3 separate regions of the Homo sapiens genome follow, and regions 1 and 3 are each linked to region 2. A link is a contact called in ENCODE Hi-C data. All regions are on one chromosome and are shown on one strand. The core of a region is the stretch at or near the end of the contact, and the rest is flanking DNA. Distances in the headings are between cores, read along the strand shown.

What was found. A loop is a pair of places that touch in the nucleus more often than their neighbours do. Pooled maps may share reads with other maps.
Region 1: a loop to region 2 is called in a map of CD4-positive, alpha-beta T cell, with 2.6 times the contacts of the local background. The contact joins two enhancer-like sites. A Hi-C loop is called at or near these places in 1 of 168 maps with a recorded cell type or tissue (CD4-positive, alpha-beta T cell) and 7 of 50 pooled maps.
Region 3: a map of gastrocnemius medialis shows a loop between it and region 2 (4-fold over the local background). The contact joins the promoter of ZNF614 here to the enhancer-like site in region 2. A Hi-C loop is called at or near these places in 1 of 168 maps with a recorded cell type or tissue (gastrocnemius medialis), 1 of 37 single-sample maps with no recorded cell type and 10 of 50 pooled maps.

Annotation. Positions count from the first base shown.
Region 1 is chr19:51,440,371-51,443,070 of GRCh38, forward strand. No RefSeq gene overlaps it. Among named protein-coding and RNA genes, the nearest start is that of SIGLEC8, 17 kb to the right of the region's middle. RefSeq lists enhancers at 953-1,242, 1,543-1,682. Within about 2 kb of position 1,326, at least 8 of the 41 ENCODE cell types and tissues checked have a DNase peak (open chromatin) inside an H3K27ac peak, as active enhancers do.
Region 2 is chr19:51,702,721-51,705,420 of GRCh38, forward strand. SPACA6 (sperm acrosome associated 6) reads left to right here. Exons shown (of 9, transcript NM_001316972.2): 5 at 301-378; 6 at 508-617; 7 at 1,310-1,466; 8 at 1,550-1,760; 9 at 2,370-2,470. The coding sequence ends at 2,403. Among named protein-coding and RNA genes, the nearest start is that of SPACA6-AS1, 11 kb to the left of the region's middle. RefSeq lists a silencer at 1,447-1,646. Within about 2 kb of position 1,296, at least 35 of the 41 ENCODE cell types and tissues checked have a DNase peak (open chromatin) inside an H3K27ac peak, as active enhancers do; they include gastrocnemius medialis, where a contact is called at or near this core.
Region 3 is chr19:52,026,982-52,029,681 of GRCh38, forward strand. It overlaps ZNF614 (zinc finger protein 614), which reads right to left and starts at 1,398. Exons shown (of 5, transcript NM_025040.4): 1 at 1,261-1,398. LOC112268244 (a long non-coding RNA gene) reads left to right here. Exons shown (of 2, transcript XR_002958414.2): 2 at 131-2,700. RefSeq lists enhancers at 1-655, 1,126-1,885.

The sequences.
Region 1 (2,700 bases), core at 76-2,575, 260 kb before region 2:
CCACTTTGCATATCTTCTGGGGATGTCATTTATACTCAAATACTGAGTCAGGTCAATCAGACAACTTTAGTGACAATGAATGCATTATTTTCCCGTTGAAACTAACAGAAACGTGTTTTTCCATAGGCCACAAACATTCATAGGGACTTTCAGAGTAAAACAGAAGACTTCAGAGATATTTTGTAATTATATCTAGATACAGAAGACTTGAGATATTTTGTAAATATATGCTAGACACTCAGAGCTGTATATTCACCTTCCTCTGATTAAATTTGCCCTTAATGTTTCAGAATTCCTAATAAAGGACATTTAAGAATATGATCCCACTTTGGTAAACATTATGTATATGTGCATGAGTGTATATAACACATCAAAACTGAAAAGAGAGGATGGCAGATTGCAGGCATTGTTAGCCGGCCTCTCCCACCTTGGAAAGATGAAACAGTGTATAAAGATTTATGTTGTGACCTTTTCACCAGGGACCAACACAGGAACTTAACAGGAAAACTGGAAGAAACCACAGACCTTTCTAAAGAAACGGTGGGCAGCAGCCTACACCACGAGCCAGACAGAAAACTGTGAGTCCCCACAGTGTGAGAAGGGGAGAGACTGACTCAGGGATGTGCACTCCCACTGGGGTGCCACGCAGTCCAGGCCACAGGAGGGGGAAGCCCTCACCCTGCCCAGCACTGGAGCTGAGTTAGGGAGCGTTGGGGAGTAGATAAGGAGTCACATTGGGATGTGCTTGGCGTGCAGTCCTGGGCTCCAGCAGGGACAGAGGGAAGCCATTCCCGATGCTACCTCACAGGGGGCCTTGCAGAAGCCAGCTAGCTGACTCAGGAGGCGGTCACGGGTTGAGAGAAGCTCCCGACTGAGATCTGCAATGTCATCTTGAGTGGGGAAAGTAGACTTGCCCGAAATCTAAGACTCATAGGTGTTCTTGAGGGAGAAGAAAAAGCAAAAAGTTGAGAAAATTCAATGATTGGAAAGATACAGAATCAACCTAAGTGCTCTTCAACCCGAAGGAAAGGCTACAAAAGAATACACATCCCTGAGTCAGTCTCTCCCCTTCTCACACTGTGGGGACTCACAGTTTTCTGCCTGGCTCGTGGTGTAGGCTGCTGCCCACCGCTTCTTTAGAAAGGTCTGTGGTTTCTTCCAGTTTTCCTGTGAAGTCTCTGTGTTGCTCCCTGGTGCAGCTGCAGCGTAAGTAGGTTAGACAGGCGTTTCACAGCCTCCCTTACACAGCCTCCCTTAAAGGGAAACACATTTGCTAAATAGACGGAGAGAACAATCCGCCGGACAGCTCGCAAACCCCGACAGCGCATAAACCGCATCCTGGGCTCGTGGTCAAAACATCCTGTAGCAAGGAGGTAGAAGGGAAGAAGGGACAGTCCCCATATCCGTGCAAGTGCAGAAACCCATGCTTAGGTAGTGTCCTTGGGCTGACCTATGCTCATTATAATAGTGAAAACACACCCTCACGTGGAGACTTAAGGTGCTACTGAGACAGCGATGTATATGCACTAGCATGTACAGCCATTGCGCATGCGGGCCTAACAGACCACCCAGAACACGCTTAAGAGCAACACCGTCCCACCCACGCATGAGTAATCACGGAAGATTCCCCTAAAGGGAGTTTCCCCAGCGTCAGTCAGCGCTGTCTCACCTTTGAGCAGCCGCTCTGACCAGCTGTTAAGAGTGCACGTTCACTTTGCAATTAACTCTCTTGCTTACTTTTACCTTGGACTCACTCTCGAATTCTTTTCTTGAGGCAAAGTCAAGAACCGGAACTGGCCCACCAGCCATAGCAGGGGAGACTGTGTGTGCCGCGGTGCAGGCAGCACTCATGCCGGGAATGGTGAGGATGGCACCAGCTTGTCGGATTTTTTGTTGGCATTTGTGTTTGTTTCTCTACTCACCACCCAAGTGATAAAATAGGATCCTTGGTGTGGAACTTAGAATTATGCCAAAAAGCTAACAGTTCTCCTTTCTAGCCAGCTACAAAGCCAGACCATGCCCACCACTGCCATGCTTGCAAAACGGGTCACCACGGCCTGTAGGTGAGCAGTTGTGTAGGAGAAAAGAATCCAATTTTTTTGTGTGCTCTTTACTATTATGTAGACAGCTCCGTCTTCAGCCCACACTTTGGTTCCCTGTGGATTTCAGTTTGTGTCCTGTGTCTGAGGACAGCGGACTGAATACAGTGATTTTTTACCTCCAATAAATGTCATCCCGCTGCCCTTCCTGTGCCTCGAGGGTTGTCTGTTTTTCTCTTTCTTTTTCTTTCTTTCTCTTTCTTTCTTTCTTGCTTACTTTTCTTTCTTTCCTTCCTTCCTTCCTTTTCTTTCTTTCTTGTCTCCTTCCTTCCTTCCTTAACTCCTTCTTTCTTTTTGACAGAGTCTTGCTCTGTCACTCAGGCTGAAGTGCAGTGGCATTATCCCAGCTCACTGCAACCTCCACCTTCCAGGTTCAAGCGATTCTCCTGCCTCAGCCTCCCGAGTAGCTGGGATTACAGGCGCTCGCCACCACGCCCAGCTAATTTTTTGCATTTTTAGTAGAGACGGGGTTTCTCCATGGTGCCCAGGATTGTCTTGATCTCTTGACCTCGTGATCTGCCTACCTCGGCCTCCCAAAGTGCTGGGATTACAGGTGTGAGCCACCGCACCCGGCCCTGTTTTTCACTTTCTTTTTTTTTTT
Region 2 (2,700 bases), core at 46-2,545:
TCAAGTGTGGGAAAGCGGGTGGGCTTCACATCCTTAGGAAGCCAATAAGATCCCTGGAGAAAAGGAAGAAAACCAAGTATTGCTCTAAATCCTCAGAAGGTGTGTGTGAGAGCCGAAGCAAACCAATAGGAATCCTAGAGGGCGGAGAGGAGTGAGAGTCGGCCAAAGACAGCAGGGAGGGCGGGGTCAAGATGCCACCTGGCCGATGGACCCCGGGAAGCTGCATGGATCTCAAATGGGCCAAGGGCCCCGGGCTTGGAAGGGCAGGTGGCGCCTAGACCCAGCGTTCCCGCTCCACAGGTCTCCAGGAGTTCGCCCGGCGTTTCCTCTGCAGCGGGTGCTACTCTAGGGTCTGCGACCTCCCGCTGGACTGCCCAGGTGAGGGGGCGGGGCCTCGGGGTGCAGGAGGCCAACCTGAGAAAAGGGACCAGAGCACCGAGGGGCATAAGCTGGTGGCGAGGCCAGACGTGGTCGGGGCCCAGCGAGTGAACCCTGCTCCGTCTTCAGTTCAGGATGTGACAGTGACTCGGGGCGACCAGGCTATGTTTTCTTGCATCGTAAACTTCCAGCTGCCAAAGGAGGAGATCACCTATTCCTGGAAGTTCGCAGGAGGAGGTGTGAGTCGGGGCGGGGCCGGCGCGAAGAGTTTAGACGGGCGAGTTAGCCTTCACTAGAGGTTGGGGAGTCAGCTTGCGGGGACGGGACTCCGGGAATCTCCGTCTAGACACAAGCATCAGCAAGAGGAGGGTCGCGGGATTTAGGGGAGAGCTCGAAGATCAGAATGCAGGACCAAGGACCTGGGGCGATGGCTCACGCCTGTAATCCCAGCGCTTTTGGAGACCAAGGCGGGAGGATGGCTTGAGCCCAGGAGTTTGAGACCGGCCTCGGCAACAAATTAAGACCCCTCCTCTGCCAAAAAATTTTAAAAACAGCCGGGGCGTGGTGGTGCACGCCTATAGTCCCAGCCACTGGGGAGGCTGAGCGGGAAGACTGCTTAAGTCCAGGAGTTTGAGGCTGCAGTGAGCTATGATCGCGCCACTGCACTGCAGCCTGGGCGCCAGAACGAGACCCTGTCTGGAAGAAAAAAAAAATACATAAATAAAAGCAGTTTCTAGGGGTAGGTTATGCGTAAGGGTTTAAGGAGTGAGGGGAAGGGGTGCGTTTAGGGCAGGGGAGCGAGAAGGCTCGGGGGCGGGCTCAAGGCTCAGGGCCAGGACTCCAGGGGGCGTGGTCTGGCTCGGGGGGCGGGGCTTGTAGGTTACTCAGTGGCAAGCCGGAGTTGAGGCGTTTAAACCCGCGTGTCCCGCAGCTCCGGACTCAGGACTTGTCCTATTTCCGAGATATGCCGCGGGCCGAAGGATACCTGGCGCGGATCCGGCCGGCTCAGCTCACGCACCGCGGGACGTTCTCCTGCGTGATCAAGCAAGACCAGCGCCCCCTGGCCCGGCTCTACTTCTTTCTTAACGGTGGGGCGGGGCGCGGCCGCGTGAGTGAGCGGGGTCGGGAGAGGGGTGGGGCTCGTGCCTGGCTGACGTGCGCGCCCCCGCAGTGACGGGCCCGCCCCCGCGGGCGGAGACAGAGTTGCAGGCCTCGTTCCGGGAAGTGCTGCGCTGGGCGCCGCGGGATGCCGAGCTGATCGAGCCCTGGAGGCCCAGCCTGGGCGAGCTGCTGGCCAGGCCCGAGGCTCTGACGCCCAGCAATCTGTTCCTGCTTGCAGTCCTCGGGGCCCTCGCATCAGCGAGTGCGACAGTGTTGGCGTGGTGAGTTCTGGGGACTCCGGAGCCCCAGCATCTAGCTCCCCGCTGTCTCAGATCCCACCGAGAAGTCTGGGTTCCCAGCAACCTCCAACCCAGGAGGTCAGGCTTTCAGTTCCTCCTCTCTCAGACCCACGAGTCCAGGTCCCAGCCCCTCTTTACTAGCCCAGGAATCCAAGTCCCCAGCCCCCTCCTCCCTTAGATCTAAGAGTCCAGGCCCCCAGCCCCTCCTCCCTCAGACCCAGGAGTCCAGGTCCGCAGCCCCTCCTCCCTCAGACCCAGGATTCCAGGCCCCAAACCCCTACTCCTTCAGACCCAGGAGTCCAAGTCCCCAGTCCCCTCCTCCCGCAGATCCAAGAGTCCAAGCCCCCGGACCCCCTCCTCCCTCAGACCCAGGAGTCCAGGCCCCCAGCCCCTCCTCCCTCAGATCCAAGAGTCCAGACCCCCAAGTTTCTCTTCCTTCAGACCCAAAAGCCCAGGCCCCCTGCCCCCTCCTCCCTCAGAACCAGGAGTCCGGGCCCTGTACACCTTTTTGACCCTGGTGTCCAGGCTCCGGGACCTAAGTTTCTAGTCACCAACCCCTCCTGTAACACACATACCTCTTTGTTTCCCCAGGATGTTCTTTCGATGGTACTGCAGTGGCAACTAACAAAGGTATCTTTCCTCCTTCCCTATCCTATTTCCATCCTGAAAATAAAGAATATATTTCAACTCTAGATTGTTTCATCTCCGAAGGTGGTCACTACTAACTCAGGTAGGAGGAGGTGCAGCAAGCCCACACATGCCCAGATGAATATGGCCCGCATAATGACAGTGATAGGCATAGCTATCCCAGTGCAAGTTAGGTGGGAACCCAGATACCCCCTCAGGTTACTGGCTGTCTCCTTGACATTTCCATCTGCAGAAGGCACCCTCAAATAGAGTCCTCCATGTTGCCCTCAGAGGC
Region 3 (2,700 bases), core at 148-2,647, 320 kb after region 2:
AGAGATAGTGATCAATAAATACTGAGGGAACTCAGAGACCAGTGCCAGCGTGGGTCCTCCGTATGCTGAGTGCTGGTCTCCTGGGCCCACTTTTCTTTCTCTATACTTTGTCTCTTATTTCTTTTCTCAGTCTCTCATCCCACCTGACAAGAAACACCCACAGGTTGTGGAGGGGTGGCCCCCTTCAAGGTGAATTCTCAGACAGATCAATTTTAGGAAAGAGAACACATGGAAGGCTCCAAGAATGTCTTTAAAAACCACGTGTGCCCATGTACTGGTTCGAAAGTCTCTGTAAGCTCTTTGGGTATACATACCTCGTGTCAAGACCAATGTACTAAGCAAATCACAAGAACTGTCTCATTTCACATTATGCGCTAAAGGAGTAACTTTACCCAAGAGAGCTTTGTCCTTTGCCCACAGTTCCTATGAGGCAAACTCTAAGCCTTTGGAATACGCTGCTTGATAAAACTGTCTTTGGTTATCAGGGCAATTTAAGCCATGCCAAATTGTCTATCCTAATAATGTGATTTACTGTGGGAGACCTTGGACCACGTGGTATTAGTTTGATATCTGGAGGAGCTGGAGATTGAAGTCAGCCTCATAGGCAGTCAATTGTGTGTGTGTGTGTTAACTGATATCCAATAAAACTCTGGACACCAAGGCCTAGGTGAGTGGCAACAATGGTTACAATGGCTGGCAATAATAATATAAGGGTGTATATATAAGAATATGATAATTTAAAAACGTATGAAGCAAAACAGAATGAGAGAGGATTAGACAATTCAACAATAATAATTGAAGACTACATTACCCTACTTGCAATAATAAAGAAAACAAATAGAAACTCAGCAAGGATACCGAAAACTTGAACAACATTATCAACCAACTAGACTTAACGAACATTTAACACTGCACTCAACAGCAGTAAAATAAACATTTTTTTCAAGAGCACATGTTATATTCTTCAGGAAAGATAATATCCCATGTGATAGCCTGAGATAGGGCCTCATGGGAAGGGAAAGACCTGACCGTCCCCCAGCCCAACACCCGTAAAGGGTGACTCACAAGGGCCCCAGACCCAGACAGAGTCGGACTCGTCGCTGATTTCCTCAGACTCTTCATCCCTACAGCCAAAGGACCCGTCATTAACGCCCCGCTTCCTCAGCGACTGCGTTCAAATACAGCCCCAATCAGGACGCTCCACGCACCATCGGTACACAGACCCACAGGCCGCGAGTCCATGCCCAGAACTCGACTCACCCGAGCCCGAACCTCTCCAGACACCACTGGCAGCGACAAAACGCCGCATCCACGTCCGAAAACGCTTCCTATTCAGACGCGCTCCTGCGCGGACTCCGGGAAGCTGAGCGGTAAAGACCGTGAAGCGAGGCGAGGACCACGGAGCCTGCCCGGGATCGCGAGTTCAGACTGCGGGCGCCGCTCTATGAGGTCACAGGGCTGCGCCCATCGCAGCGTTTCTGACAGGAGCGGCCATAATGGCTGTGGGAATCACTCTTAGTCACCTCAGTGCCTTTCTCTCTTCGTTGCAAGGGACACTCAAGAGTCGGGTGCCCAGCCAAGGCCAACACGGCGCAGTGGCATTCTATTCAGCCTGCTGTGGAAAAAAGATGGCGGCGCCCTTTGTGCCCATTATAGCTGAGAGTGGAGCCTTAGCTGGAGCACCATGGGCACGGCCATCTTAGAGGAAGGCAGCAGCCGTACGGCAGAGAAGATGCTCATATCCAGGACAATTTGGAAAAATAAACAAGGTTTGAAGAAGTCACGGTGCTGGCCAGGAAGCGGTCACAGAGTTGCCAAAACCAGTGGTCACTGAAAGTGTTAGATTTGGGGATAGGGCGGGGGTTCTGGGCTGGGTAAGGCTTTTGTGGGTTAGATTAGACTCTGACTGAATGGACGAAGCCGAGAACAGGAGTGATGCTCCATTAAATGCTAATACCCACATGGGGCTTGCTATTAAAACCACTGCCAGTGGGGAAGGGGATGAGGAGGTGAAGGTGCAACTGTGTTAATATCTACATGTTTCCTTCCAGAAGTAAAGGAAGATGACAGTGGGGCACTTAAGAATATGAAATTATTAGAATGCGATCATCCTACTTTGCAATGTTTCCAGATTTTTTAAAAAGTCACACTTAAAAAATATTAGTTCTATTTTTGCAGATGTTGGCGTTGTAACTGTAGAAGATTTAAGTAAATATTGTATTTTTGGAAGGCAACCTAGAGCCAATTTAATTTTTTCGTTTTCTTTGACACAGCAATTCTAAAAGCTATCTAGGCAAATCTGTCTTAATATTAACCACAACTTTTGTAATTTACAAAAAAAGGGAATTACAATGAGAGATGAATACTTTGGTAAATTATGGAACATCTGCTGAACTGTAAGAGTATATATCAATTTAAAAGAATATGCTACAATTGTTTTATAAAAAAGAAAACTTTGTCAGAGGACAAAAAAATGATCTGCAGGATAGTATATATTTTATGGTCTTGTTATTGGAAGAAATCATAAACATCTTTTGGAAAATTGTGATTGGTTAAACAAGACATTTAGTTTGAATTAATATTGTTTGTGTTCATAGGTAGAGAATGCCATGTTTTTACTTGAAAAATATTCCCAATTTATACTTAATTTTACTATCTTTGTACCATAATCATGAATATATTATAAAACATGTTGATCTT